Linked DNA regions of Homo sapiens: region 1 is linked to region 2. A link is a contact called in ENCODE Hi-C or POLR2A ChIA-PET data. All regions are on one chromosome and are shown on one strand. Each heading gives the region's core, a stretch centred on a gene start or an enhancer-like site at or near the end of the contact. The rest is flanking DNA. Distances are from core to core; before and after follow the strand shown.

Evidence for each region. Hi-C counts contacts between places; a loop is a spot of excess contacts on that map. ChIA-PET counts read pairs that join two places held with the same protein, here RNA polymerase II (POLR2A). Pooled maps may share reads with other maps.
Region 1: a loop to region 2 is called in a pooled map, with 5 times the contacts of the local background. The contact joins the promoter of CCDC7 here to the enhancer-like site in region 2. A Hi-C loop is called at or near these places in 1 of 37 single-sample maps with no recorded cell type and 5 of 50 pooled maps. POLR2A ChIA-PET finds 5 or more read pairs at or near these places in 2 of 52 experiments (CD4-positive, alpha-beta T cell and GM12878).

What each region holds. Positions count from the first base shown.
Region 1 is chr10:32,441,701-32,448,235 of GRCh38, reverse strand. CCDC7 (coiled-coil domain containing 7) reads right to left here and starts at 2,096. Exons shown (of 44, transcript NM_001395015.1): 1 at 1,839-2,096. It overlaps LOC101929431 (a long non-coding RNA gene), which reads left to right and starts at 2,180. Exons shown (of 3, transcript NR_120660.1): 1 at 2,180-2,623; 2 at 6,119-6,535. RefSeq lists a silencer at 1,926-2,155 and an enhancer at 2,226-2,545.
Region 2 is chr10:32,146,020-32,153,369 of GRCh38, reverse strand. No RefSeq gene overlaps it. Among named protein-coding and RNA genes, the nearest start is that of KIF5B, 93 kb to the right of the region's middle. Within about 2 kb of position 3,614, at least 16 of the 41 ENCODE cell types and tissues checked have a DNase peak (open chromatin) inside an H3K27ac peak, as active enhancers do; they include GM12878, where a contact is called at or near this core.

The sequences.
Region 1 (6,535 bases), core at 847-3,346, 300 kb before region 2:
AATAAAAATTCTAAACTAGGTTGTGAACAATAGAACGAAAATATCTTAATAGCACTGAAAATGTTTATTTCATCCAAGAATTATACAACTGCTTTTTTGTTTCGATGAAACACTATAGTTAACACTATAGTTAACTGAATGCATAGTTGCCAAGCATAATTTTTAAATCATAATCAAATATGACTTTGCAAAAATAACTTGTCACTAAAAATCCATTTGAAGGAAGAACACAATGCTCTCTTGGAAATTACTGATGATAATAGTAAATAAACACATTATAGAACTTGAACCAAAGCCCCTGCAAAATATTCCCTTTTACATTTTTCGTTTTTTTGAGACAGAGTTTCGCTCTTGTCGCCCAGGCTGGAGTACAATGGCACAATCTTGCTCACTGCAAACTTTGCCTCCCAGGTTCAAGCGATTCTCCTGCCTCAGCCTCCCAAGTAGCTGGGATTACAGGTGCCCACTGCCACGTCCGGCTAATTTTTGTATTTTTAATAGTGACAGGGTTTCACCACGTTGGCCAAGCTGGTCTCGAACTTCTGACCTCAGGTGATCCTCCCACCTCAGCCTCCCAAAGTGCTGGGATTACACGCCTGAGCCACTGTGCGCCCTGCTCCCTTTTACATTTTTCTCATGCCGATTGTGACACGATGCTTTCAGTAAAAATTAATGATACAAGCAAAATGATGCAGAAACCAAGATTAAATTTACAAAATTGAAAAGCCTCAAAAGAATTCTGAATAAATTACATTGCCAAAGAAACTCCATCAAAACCTTCAGGTCCAAGCAAACATCAAAAATTCCATCAAAACCATCAGGACCAGGAAACAGGACGTAAGAAGAGTGGCCAATGAGCCAATAAGTAAAACCAAAAGGTTATATATACATAGAAAGCAAGGAAAAGAAAATATCACCAAGGACCGAGTGATGAACTACGTCAAATGCTGAGTCAAGTAAAATGAAGACTAAGCTGACACTGGATTTGGCAACATGGAGGTAGGTCATTTGTAACCTGAAGAACGGCAACAATTTCAGTAGAATGATCGAGGTAAATATCTGACTTACCGTTCAAAAGAGAGGAAGTAGGAACAATGAATTGAATATAAGCACTGTAGAGAAATTTTACTATAAAAGGGAGTAAAGAAATACAGTATTACTAGAAGAAAACATGGTCAAGAGGAAAGTTCGATGGAAAAAAGAACAAGTGTATATGCTGTTATGGATTGCATTGTGTCCTCTCTCCCCAAAAAAGTGTGAGGGAGGGAGGGAGGGAGGGAGGGAGGGAGGAAGGGAAGAGGGGAAGGAAGGAAGGGAGGGAGGGAGGGAGGCAGGCAGGCAGGCAGGCAGGCAACGCTCACTTGGTGCAAAAAAAAAGAACCTGACAAATGCTCCGATGAAGTTCACATAAATACAAAAATAGTCACACGCAATGAATACTCGTATTAGCAAGCAAATATTTAAGGACTTTACATATTTAATTCATTTATCCCTCCTAACAATGCTAGGAAGTGGATGTCAGCATTACTTCGCCCAAGTGCATCCGTCCCTTTCCGCCACCACGACAAATGTTTTCTGGTTTCATCCTTCAAGGATTAACTTACATTCATTTCAAATCCTTTAATGATAAAGTGTACAAAATAGAGGAGAGCGGCAGGGGTTGGCAGGGGACGTAGGGAAAGGATGATTTGCCTTCGATCCTACATCCTGCATAAAAAGCAGCACAACCGCCACGGAGGCAGCCAGGCAGCGGGAAAACTAAGTGCAAAGCCAGGACTCTCCCGAAACCCTCAGGTCCTGCTAAGGGAGCCGCTCCCGAGGCTCCCCGCCCTGTGTACCTGCTGAGACTGTGGGAAGTCGGGTGACTGGGCGGTTTGGCCTTGCTGGCTCTAAGGTGAAAAACTATTTGCCTGAGGAAGATGACAATTCCGAGCCTGCCAGACTTCCTTCGAGACGGAAGCCTGAAAACTCCTCAGACTCCAGCACCTCCCTTTTACAAACTGACGTTTGTGCTGAAAGAAAAGGCCCGGCCTCTGCGCCCCCGGGCGGCAGCAAAGACCGCCGGGCACCCGCCGCCGGCGCCGGATGGGGCCGTTGAAGCCACGTCCCAGGCGCCCGACGCCACGACGCCTTGGCGCCGCCGGCGTCGCTGACGCTGCGAGCGTGAGCTGCGCGCCGAGAGCGGAAGAGGAGACGCAGTTTGGCGGCTGTGGGGATTTGCCGGAAGGTTAATAATGTCCATGGGCACATCGGCCTCCTCCTTTCTTATTCTCTCCCAAGTGTAATTCCAGGACGCCCCCTGAGCGCAGATTCATCCAGGCATTTGGCCTAGAGGCCCGCGGAGGAGAAATAAAGTACAGGCCTGGTAGGACCTTTGAGAACCTGGGCTTCAGCTACAAAACCAGAGCCCCAGTCCTTCATCTGCTGTCTCCTCAAGCTCTTTTCAGTGTATTGTGGAGTTCATTACCACTCTAAGCTCGCACGGAAGTGTACACCAGCTTCGTGATCTTAAAAGCAAAACAAAATCAAATGGACTAGGAATTAACTTGAAGCAGAGTTGTGACACTTAAGTGGTTTCTTGCCATCAGTTTCCACGCACTGCTTTAAGATGCAATTTTACAAGGTAGAGTTTTTTAGATAATTTGACCTCAAGAAATATATTAATTTTGTCTTTAAGTTGAACGAAGTAAAATGTTTTTAATATTTTAAAATATTAATTGATACAATTTAACTGTTAATAATGCCTGTGTGTAAATGAAAGGAATAGGAAAGATGGAACTAAAACTAAAAACCAGGAGGTTTAAAGGAGACCTTAGATTTGACTTAGTAGATTTCAACTATTTTCTAAAACTCTGAAAATTCATTATATCTAATTATTTCTAATTTTCCAGTAAAATCTGAATGCCTCACAAGAGATTCCTGAAAATTTATCAGCTCCCAAGAGCTGGTGTAGGCTAGCTCCATCACACCACTAGGAGTTACCATTGGGGTTGCCTGGAAAGGGAAAACAACACATCTTCTGGTGTACCAGAAATGTTCTGTCTTCTGCTCTTTCTGGGTGTGTTCAAAAATTCATGAAGGCAGGCTGGGCGTGGTGGCTCGCACCTGTAATCCCAGCACTTTGGGAGCCTGAGGCAGTGCATCACTCGAGGTCAGGAGTTCGAGACTAGCCTGGCCAACATGGTGAAACCCCATCTCTACTAAAAATACAAAAATTAGCCGGGCGTGATGGCGGGTGCCTGTAATCCCAGCTACTTAGGAGGCTGAGGCAGGAGAATCACTTGAACCCAGGAGGTGGAGGTTGCAGTGAGCCGAGATTGTGCCATTGCGCTCCAGCCTGGGCAACAGAGCGAGACTCCATCTAAAAAAGAAAAAAAAAAAAAAACATGAAGGCATATGCTTATTTATGCACTTTTCAGTATGTGTGTTTTATGTCAGTAACAAAGAAAATGTACATATAAATGATCAGATTTATTAAGCTTTCCACCAACAATTTTTTATTTTTTAAAGTTGGCAATAAAATTAAGAAAGTAGTTTAGAAAGAATTGAATTGCTAAATTCCAAATCTCCCAAAACCGTTGTAAATGAAAGGGATAGGAAAGATAGAACTAAAAGTCAGGAGAGATTAAAGAAGACCTTAGATTTGACAAAGCCAATTTCAGTTATTTTCTAGAACCCTGAAAATAGATTACATCTAGTCATTTCTAATTTTGTTGGTAAAATCTTAACGGTCAAGTTGTCAAGTTAGCATACATTAGCAAAACTCTCAGCATGAGTCTAGCCAAAAGTTCACCATTCATATCTGTGGCCTTAATAGCACAGCTAAGAACCACAGAAAAGTTATCAGTGCTGACAATGTAAAGCAAAGAAGTTTAAAAAGTTAATAAATTTAAGCATGTAATATCAAATTTTGCAGTGGTTTGAGTCTGTGACATGAATCGATTATTCTTTGAAAACAAACAATACTTATGAATAGAGAGGAACTTTTTCATCTGATGAAGGACATCTGTGAACTATCTCCAGCTAACATCATTTTCAATAGTGAAAAATTGATTTTTCCTTAAGATTGGAAGGAGGCAAGGATATTTGCTCTCACTATGTCTATTCAGTATTATACTGGAGGTCTTAACAAGTGCAATAAGGCAAGAAAAAGAAATAAAGGCATAATGATTTCAATGAAAGAAATAAAGCTGTATTCCCAGACAACATACAATTTCCAGACATCTACAATGAAAACTATATAACATTACTGAGAGAAATTAAAGAAGATCCAAATTAATGGAGATTATGTACCATATTAATGGATTAGAAGACCCAATATTGCTAAAATGTCAACTTTTTAAGTCTATGTCTATCAATATTTATCTACACATTAAATGCGTTTATGATCAAAATCCAAGAAGATTATTTTCTAGAAATTGGGAAAATAATTTTGCAATTTATATGGAAATGAAAAAGGCTAGAGCCAAAACAATCTTGAAAAAAATAAGCAAATATTTAAATGACATATACTACAGGTTTTCAAGAGTTATAAAGTTATAGTAAAATAGTATATTACACGAAGTTAGACAAAAATGGAACAAATAGAGGGTTAAGAAATATATCCACATATATAAAGTCAATTGATTTTAAACAGTGCCAGTGCACTTCAATGGGGAAAGAAAAATCTTTCCAACAATGAAAATGAAAGCTGATATCATTGAGAGAAAAAAAATTATCCATGACCCCTGCCTCGTGCCATACCTGAAAGTTAATTTAAATTAAATCATAGACTTTGTGCCATGGACACATACCATACATATTATCCTTCAAGGGATAATGTGAAGGGTTCTGCTTCCAGCCAAGATGGAGTAACAGCAACTGGGTTTATGTGAAGGGTTCTGCTTCCAGCCAAGATGGAGTAACAGCAACTGGGTTTATCCTCCTGTCTGGAATAAGTAAAGAATCAGACAAAATATATGAAACAATGAATTTTTATACCTCGGTTATCAGATAATGATAATGACCCCTGCATAACAGGAAACAAATTTAAGATGATCCCTATTATTTCCTAAGCTTACTCCCTGAAGACAGGTGGTTCCAAGTCATGATACAAAGAACAGAAAACCCAGGCAGCTTCTAGCGGTCTCTGAGTTGAGGGAAGGAGGTGTCCAGGAAGGCCAAGGAAGCTAGAGTTCAAAGGAGAGAATCCGAGAGAAGAAATTAAAGAACAAAGAGAGCTCCATAAATCTTCAGGGGACCCCTTTAGTCTTCAACTGGGTAATGATCACTGTATACATGTATGAAAACTATCCATGGCCAGGGAAAGAACCACGTGGAAGCATGATAGGATATGACACTCAGTGCCATGATAGGATATGATACTCAGTGCTCAGAATATTTCATGTTACCACCAGCTAGAGTCAAAAGTTTTATAATTTAAGGGGCAGTGAGTAAAGTGCTCAAAAGGGTTTTGCCTCAGGAAGGGTTCAAAAACAGTCTTACACTAAACACTCCTCTGGACCTGTCAAACAAAGCTTAAAAGTAAGATCTGAAAGGATTGAATGTTTCCAGTAACTTAGCTGAGACCCAAAACACAGCTCAAGAATATTTATAGGCATACAAAACCTTCCAGCACTCAATAAGATAAAAAGTTACAGTGATAACTACAAAAAATTGCTGAGAGAAAATAAAAAGACCTAAATAAATGAAGATACACTGTGTTCATGAATCAGAAGATTTAATAATGTTAGGATGTCAGTTCTCCCCAAATTGATCTATAAATCCAATGCAATTCCATTGAAACTACCATCAGGCTTTTGTGAAGCAATTTGCAACCTGACGCTAAAGTTCATTTGGAAATAGGAAGGATCTGCAATAGCCAGAATGACTTTTTAAAAGAAAAACAAAATTGGAGGTATACATTACAAGAAGTATAGTCAGGGAGCATTGAGTGCCCTGGAAATAAAGTCTTGTTTGCATTTATTGGGTATCCCCTTTCCCCCTACCTCCACCAAAATGGCACTCATATTACTCATGAGGCACAGGTTGACCATGCCTCCAACATGGCCTCCCAATCAACAATACACCTTAGGATTCCCAGTTCAGTTTGAATAATTGAGCATCCTTGTTTTTGTAGGTACCACATGATGGAAGTCAGTCCAATCTTTCCTATCCTGTTTCATCCACCACCACAAAATACCTAAGTGACAGCTATGGGACTATCTACAGGCAATACATACAAGCTGTTGACAAGTTTTTGCATGGAAAATGAAGAAGCTGAGACCATTCACTGCTGTTTCTAATAGACTTCTCAGAAAGAATAAGAGAATAGTAATCAAATTGTGGTCAAAGCCATCTAACAGAGGATAACAGACCCAGGAATCAGTTAAATTCAAGGACTTGAAACAGTTTGCAAAAGCTGCAGCAGGGCATTTTCCTTTGTGAGGGAAAGCTCCAGGATCAGTTCTAAAAGACAAAAGAATATTAATACTAATGTCCCTTTATCCCCCAGTGCCTTTCCAAGTGCTTAGGTCTCAGTCTCTCTCTCTCTGTC
Region 2 (7,350 bases), core at 2,365-4,864:
ATTTGTCACTAGTAGACCTGCTTTGAAAGAATGGCTAAAGAAAGTTCTCTTAAGAGAAAAGAAGTAATAAAAGAAAAAATATTGGAATATCAGAAAAGAAAATAATAACAACAAAAGTGAAAATAGGAGTAAATACAATAGACTTTCCTTCTCTTCTGGAGTTTTCTAAATTGTGTTTGATAGTTAAAGTGAAAATTATAACAATGTCAGATGTGGTTCCAATGCATGAAGAGGAAATAATTAAGACAATTATCCAATAATGGGGAGGTTAAAGGAATGTAAAGGGAGGTAAGGTTTGTACACTTCATTCAAACTAGTAAAATGTTGACACTAGAAGACTATGATAATGAGTAGTACAAGTGACATTTTTGTAGTAATGGAAAAGTCCTTTGTTTTGATTGCAATGCTAGTTACATGAATCTGATGTGGTAAAACAACAGAGAACCACACACACATACACACACATGCACACACACACATTGTCCCAATGTTAATTTCCTGTTTTTGATATTGTACTATAGTTACAAAAGATGTAGTTATTGAAGGAAATTGGGTGAAGGCTACACAGACTTCTCTGTACTATCTTTACAACTTCCTATGAATTTATAATTATTTTTAAGTAAAGATTTTTTTATAAAGTGAATGTAGTACACCTCGTTAAAATATGAATGGAAGGCAGTAGATGTTCCTAAAAATGAGGTTTTATATATATATATATATATATTTTTTTTTTTTTTTTTTTTTGAGACGAAGTTTTGCTCTTGTTGCCCAGGCCAGAGTGCAATGGTGCGATTTCGGCTCACTGCAACCTCTGCCTCCCGGGTTCAAACGATTCTCCTGCCTCAGCCTCCCGAGTAGCTGGGATTACAGGCATGCACCACCACGCCCGACTAACTTTGTATTTTTAGTAGAGATGGGGTTTCACTGTATTAGCCAGGCTGGTCTCAAACTCCTGACCTCATGATCTGCCCGCCTTAGCCTCCCAAAGTGCTGGGATTACAGGCATGAGTCACTGTGCCCAGCCGAGGTTATTTCTTAATCAGGACTTTTTTAGTTGCAAGTGGCAGACACCTGAATCAAACCACTTCAACCAGAAATTTATTAACACACATTAACTTCATCACTTAGTTTTGCTTCTGTCTGTGGACTCGTTTCACTTTATGCTGCAGCAGCCAAGCCTCCTCCAAGGAACATGACTAAGGATTAGCAATCTGAGAGCTTAAGATCCAAGAACAAGGGAGTCTCTCTATCCTTCCTAGCATGCAAATGTAACATTGGAGACCTCCAAATGTCTCCACAAGTTGGAGAACACTCCAATTTGCCTGGCTTGGTCACATGCCTATCCCTGGGCCAATCGCTATGGCCTGGAGGTAGAATGTTGTGAGTGACAGCCCTTCCCCTTGCTCCACCCACAAAATGGAATTGGGAAGGAAATGCTGTAATAGAAGAGGGAAGGGATGTTGGCCAGCAAATACACTGAAGTCCACTCCAGAGCCTCCAGTGTCCTGCAGGGATTACAGAAGTAAGAGAATAATGAGAGTCCCTCTTACAAATGGAATCATACGGCATTCTTTTTTTTGTGACTGGCTTATTTCACTTAGCATAATGTCCTCAAACTTCATTCATGTAGTAGCATGTGACAGAATTGCCTTCTTTTCAAGGCTGAGTAATATTTCATTGCATGGATGTGTCACATTTTGCTTAGCCATTCATCCATGGATGGACACTTGGGTTGCTTCCACATTTTATCTATTGTGAATAATGTTGCTATGAACATAGTTGTACAAGAATGTTAGGATTTTAAAAGGAGAGAAAGATCACAAAAGAACATAAAACATCCCATAAGGCCATAAGCAGTGGCTCACGCCTATACCTTCACAGCACTTTGGGAGGCCAAGGCAGAAGGACTGAGACCAGCCTGGCCAACGTGGTGAAACCCCTTCTCTACAAGAAGTATAAAAATTAGCCAGGCATGGTGGTGCATGCCTATAGTCCCAGCCACTTGCGGGGTTGAGACGGGAGGATCTCTTGAGTCCGGGAGATCGAGGCTGCAGTGAACCTGCACCGCTGCACTCCAGCCTGGGCGACAAAGTGAGACCCTGCCTAAAAAAAAAAAAAAAAAAAGAGAAAGAGAGAGAGAGAGATAGGAGTGTAAATAAGAGAAATGAGAGGGGAAGCAGCTGAGCTGGCCAATCATATCTCCTGGGCAAAGCCATTCCAGGTCCTGTGGGTGAACCAACACAGCTTCCAGGATGTATTTGAAATAAGAGTCAAAAGAGCTTCTGAAACTTCGAAAAGCTTTTGTGAAAATTCAAATTCTTGTGTTGAATTCAGAACCCCAGCAGGTTGTAGGCATATGGTAAACATGAGTGATTTAACTTCTAGTTAGAGGAAAAACAAGGTAAAAACCACAGGAAATTGTTTTTACTTCACGGATCCATTTCAGATAAGATAAGGCTGAATGAGGGAGCAAACTTAGAAATCAGATAAGGAGTCAAAAACAACAACAGGAATAAACCGAAGGGAAGGGCATGATGTCATGCAAGCTTTCTGTCATTCAAGAGAACATTTTGAAGGTCATCATCTGGTGTTAGTTGGAGTTTAATTTTTGCTTCTCACAGCAACTTGTATCAGAGAAAGAAAATGCTTCTGCACGCAGATCCCACAGTCCTCGGTGAGGAGGTTAGGCTGTGCTGTCTCTAGCGAGCAATACTCCTGTTAAGTGACTTGGTAAGCTGGGCGCAGTGGCATGTGCCTGTAGTACCAGCTACTTGGGAGGCGGAGGCAGGAGGATCACTTGATCCCAGGAGTTTGAGTCCAGCCTGGATACATAGCAAGACTCTGTCTAAAAAACAACAACGGCTGAGCGTGGTGGCTCACGCCTGTAATCCCAGCACTTCGGGAGGCTGAGGCCAGTGGATCCACTTGAGGTCAGGAGTTTGAGACCAGCCTGGCCAACATGGTAAAACCCCGTCTCTAATTAAAAAAAACCCAAACAAACAAACAAACAAACAAAACACAAAAATTAGTCGGGCGTGGTGGCGCACAGCTGTAATCCCAGCTGCTCAGGAGGCTGAGGCAGGAGAATCTCCTGAACCTGGGAGGTGGAGGTTGTAGTGAGCTGAGATCATGCCACTGTACTCTAGCCAGGGCAACAGAGTGAGACTCTGTCTCAAAATAAATAAATAAATAAAAACAACAACAACAAAAAAAAACACAAAAAGACTTAGTGGAATGGTTCTGCATGCTTCCTCAAATCTCCCAGGTGTGCCGGGCGTTATTGTTGACAGGTAGCTATTAAGCACCTCATCTATAAGAAATAAAAACAATAATGAGCAGGACCAAGGACTTCTCTTCATTTTTGTTTTTTGGTTTTGTTTCACTCTGATACTCTGTTTACAAATACAAGCATAAATGAAAATTGCCTGCATTTGTTGTGTAGCTACAGGACATCTTGCTAAAACTTTTGATCTCATTGCATCACCACAACAATCCTAGGAAGTGAGTGATATTATTATTGCCACCTACAGAGGAGGGCAGTGAGGTATGGATTCATGTGCAAGCACAGGCCTGACTCCAAAGGCTGCATTCTTAACTTCTTCCTCAAGGCTTTCTGCTGAAGAGGAAGCTTAGCTATTTTCTCCAAATACAAGGGAATCTGCTTTATTGCCTGTACACAATTGGCACTTTTTTGGGGTGGGAGGATAAGTTAAAGAGACCTTTGCATGAAGTTGTGATGTTCCCTACCAAATGTAAGTTAAAGTTCCCAATGACTTGCTGTTGGTTGTCAAAACAGAGATTAACAGTCTGAGTCATGGAGTCATTTATTTCAAATTTGGCTTCTGCGCCCATTGTGAAGTAATTTAAAAAATGGGCCACGGGCATGGGAATGGCTTGAGTGACGTCACAATTGGGCAATGTGATCCCACCCTGGGAGGCTGAGACCTAGATTCAAATGGAGTACTCGCCTGTCTGTCCCTTCTCTGCTACGGTTCAGGTTAGATGAGCTGCTCCCGTTGGTGGTTTTTATCTCTTAGCTACACAGCTGCCTGTAGCACTCTCGTCTTTCAGAATGAGTTGCCAACTTTCCATTCTGGCCGTCAGAATTAAAACAAAGAATCATCCTCCAAAGTCATCCAGGCCGGTTAGTTTTTTTCTCTCTCTCCCTTTTGGCATTGGTGTTTTAAATGGAAATCTGATTCACCTGTCACCAAAACACACAAGAGAGCGCTGTATCAGAGGTGCTGGACAAAATTTGTCTCCTGGTATCCTATTCAGGGGTGAGCACCCCACCTGCTGAAAAGGGAGCCTCAGAGAGAGGCCAGAGAGGCAGTTCCTCGGCAGGGGGTGGGGAGGTGGGTGGGTGGAATATCTCTGAGACCCCAAGGGAACATTTTTTTTTTTTTTGAGACAGGGTCTTGCTCTGTTGCCCAGGCTGGAATGCGATGGTGTGATTGCAACTCACACTGCAATCTCAGCCTCCCAGAGTTAAAGGCTGGGTGCAGTGGCTCACACCTGTAATCCCAGCACTTTGGAAGGCCGAGGTGGGTGGATCACCTGAGCTCAGGAGTTTGAGACCAGCGTGGCCAACATGGTGAAACCCCATATCTACTAAAAATACAAAAATTAGCCAGGCATGGTGGCGTGTGCCTGTAATCCCAGCTACCAGGGGGCTGAGGCAGGAGGATCGCTTGAACCTGGCAGGCGGAGGTTGCAGTGAGCCAAGATCGTGCCACTGCACTCCAGCCTGGGCAACAGGGCGAGACTCCATCTCAAAAAAGAAAACACAAAAAACAAACAAACAAAAAAAACCTCCCAGAGTCAAGTGATCCTCCCACCTCAGCCTCCTGAGTAGCTGGAACTACAGGCATGTACCACCACAATCAGCTAACTTATTTTTCAAGTTTTTTGTAGAAACAAGGTCTCCCTACATTGCCCAGGCTGGCCTCAAACTCCTGGCCTCAAGCGATCTTCCCACGTCAGCCTCTCAAAGTGCTAGGATTACCAGCCAAAGGGGACATTCTTGACCAGACGATGTCCCGAAGCACGGGAGTACTGGGCCATGTCAGTTCCGTGAGATTCGTCCTCTCTAGAATGAAACTGAGAGGATCAAGTGATATTAAATATAACAATATTAAGATTCAAAAAGTCTTTACCATTGCTCCAACAATCCCACTACTGGGTATCTACTCAAAAGGAAAGAAATCATTGTATCAAAAAGAATCTACCCCACTCATATGTTTATGGCAGCACTATTCATAGTAGCAAAAATATGTAATCAACCTAAGTGTCCATCAACATAGGATAAAGAAAATGTGGTATGTATACAGTATGGAATACTACTCAGACATAAAAAGGAATGAACTCATGACATTTACTGCACCATGGATGGAACTGGAAGCCATTATCCTAAGTGAAATCACTCAGAAACAGAAAGTCAAATACTGCACGTTCTCACTTAGAAGGGGGAGCAAAGCAATGGGTACCTGTGGACATACAGATGGAATATTAGACACCAGAGACTCCAAAGTGTGGGAAGGTGGGAAAGGGTGAGGGTCAAAAAATTACCTGTTGGGTACAATGTTCACAATTCAAGTAATGGGTTCACCAAAAGCCCAGACTTCACCACTATGCAATATATGCTTGTAAGAAATCTGCACTTCTATCCCCTAAATTAAAAAAAAAAAAAAAAGAGGCTGGGTGTGGTAGCTCAAACCTGTAATCCCAGCACTTTGCGAGGCTGAGGTGGAGGGAATCACTTGAGGTCAGGAGACCAGCTTGGCCAACATGGTTCAACTCTGTCTCACAAAAATACAAAAATTAGCTGGGCATGGTGGCAGGCACTTGTAATCCCAGCTACTTGGGAGGCTGAGGGAGGAGCATAGCTTGAACTCAGGAGGCGGAAGTTGCAGTGAGCCGAGATCATGCCACTGCACTCCAGCCTGGGCAACAGAGCAAGACTCCAACTCAAAAAAAAAAAAAAAAAAGAACATAGGTTGAATCAGTGGGTGCACGTGGACACACAGTGTGGAATAACAGACACTGGAGACTGTAAAACATGGGAGAGTGGGAGGGGGTGAGGGCTGAAAATTACCTATTGGGTGCAATGTTCACTATTTGGGTGATAGGTACCCTGAAAGCCCTGGCTTTACCACTACGCAATAGATGCATGTAAGAAACCTGCACTTGTAGGCCCTAACACTATAAAAATAAGCAAAAAAGAATACAGGTTTAAAGATGTAGGCACCCCCTGCTGACAAAAAAATCCCCACTGAAGTGTAAGCATCTGACCTAAGATCCTTTTCTGATATCAGATTTGGTGGTGGCAGGAACAAAAGGGCACCAATCCCAGAAGGGGGAGGCTAGATCAACTTTAGGTCACGACTTACTACTTTCCTGGTAAGTTTTACTTGCTCTAGAATACTCTAGTCTTAATATCTGCTCCCTTTAGGGTTATCAGTCTTGAAAAAAAAATGAAACATTTTTCAGTGTAAGTATGTCCCATGCAATATTTGGGACACACTAATATATCATTTGTTTTTCCATTGCTTTTTTTTTTTTTTTTTTTGGAGACAGTCTCACTCTGTTGCCCAGGCTGGAGTGCCATGGCATGATCTTGGCTCACTGCAACCTCCACCTTCTGGGTTCAAGCGATTCTCCTGCCTCAGCCTCTGGAGTAGCTGGGATTATGGGCACCTACCACCACGTCCAACTAATTTTTGTATTTTTAGTAGAGATGGGGTTTCACTATGTTGGCCAGGCTGGTCTCAAACTCCTGACCTCAGGCAATCCTCCTGCCTCAGCCTCCCAAAGTGCTGGGATTACAGGTGTTAGCCACTGCACTCAGCCTGAAATTCATATTTAACTGGGCATCCTGTATCTCACCTGGCAACCTTAGTTCTTTGATCTGAGAGTTTTCCACGGGGTATCTCACAGACAGAAGGGATGGGATGCCATCATCAAGCATCCCGACGTCAGAGAATGGGCCCAATGCCTTCCTATCCTGGCAGCTTAATATGAACTTGGAGCTGCACTCAGGAATGTCTGGACTGGGCATTAAAAGAACAGTTTTCACAGAGGACTCAAAAGGGACAATTGATGGTGGGAGTGGTGGCCAGGTCTGAGAGTGGTCATGACAGGATGGTGAGGAGGAGTGGGCAGGATGGAGCTTATGCTGAGCATTTGGTCATGCGTATTTGTTTTTCTGTTGCTACCATGGCAAATGACTGCCAAGTCAGTGACTTAAAACAACACCCATTTATTATCCCACAATTTCTGTGGGCCCTACATCCAGGTAGGCATGTCCAGGTCATGGGATTGAAATTCTGCCTCCCACAACAGGCTTTGGAA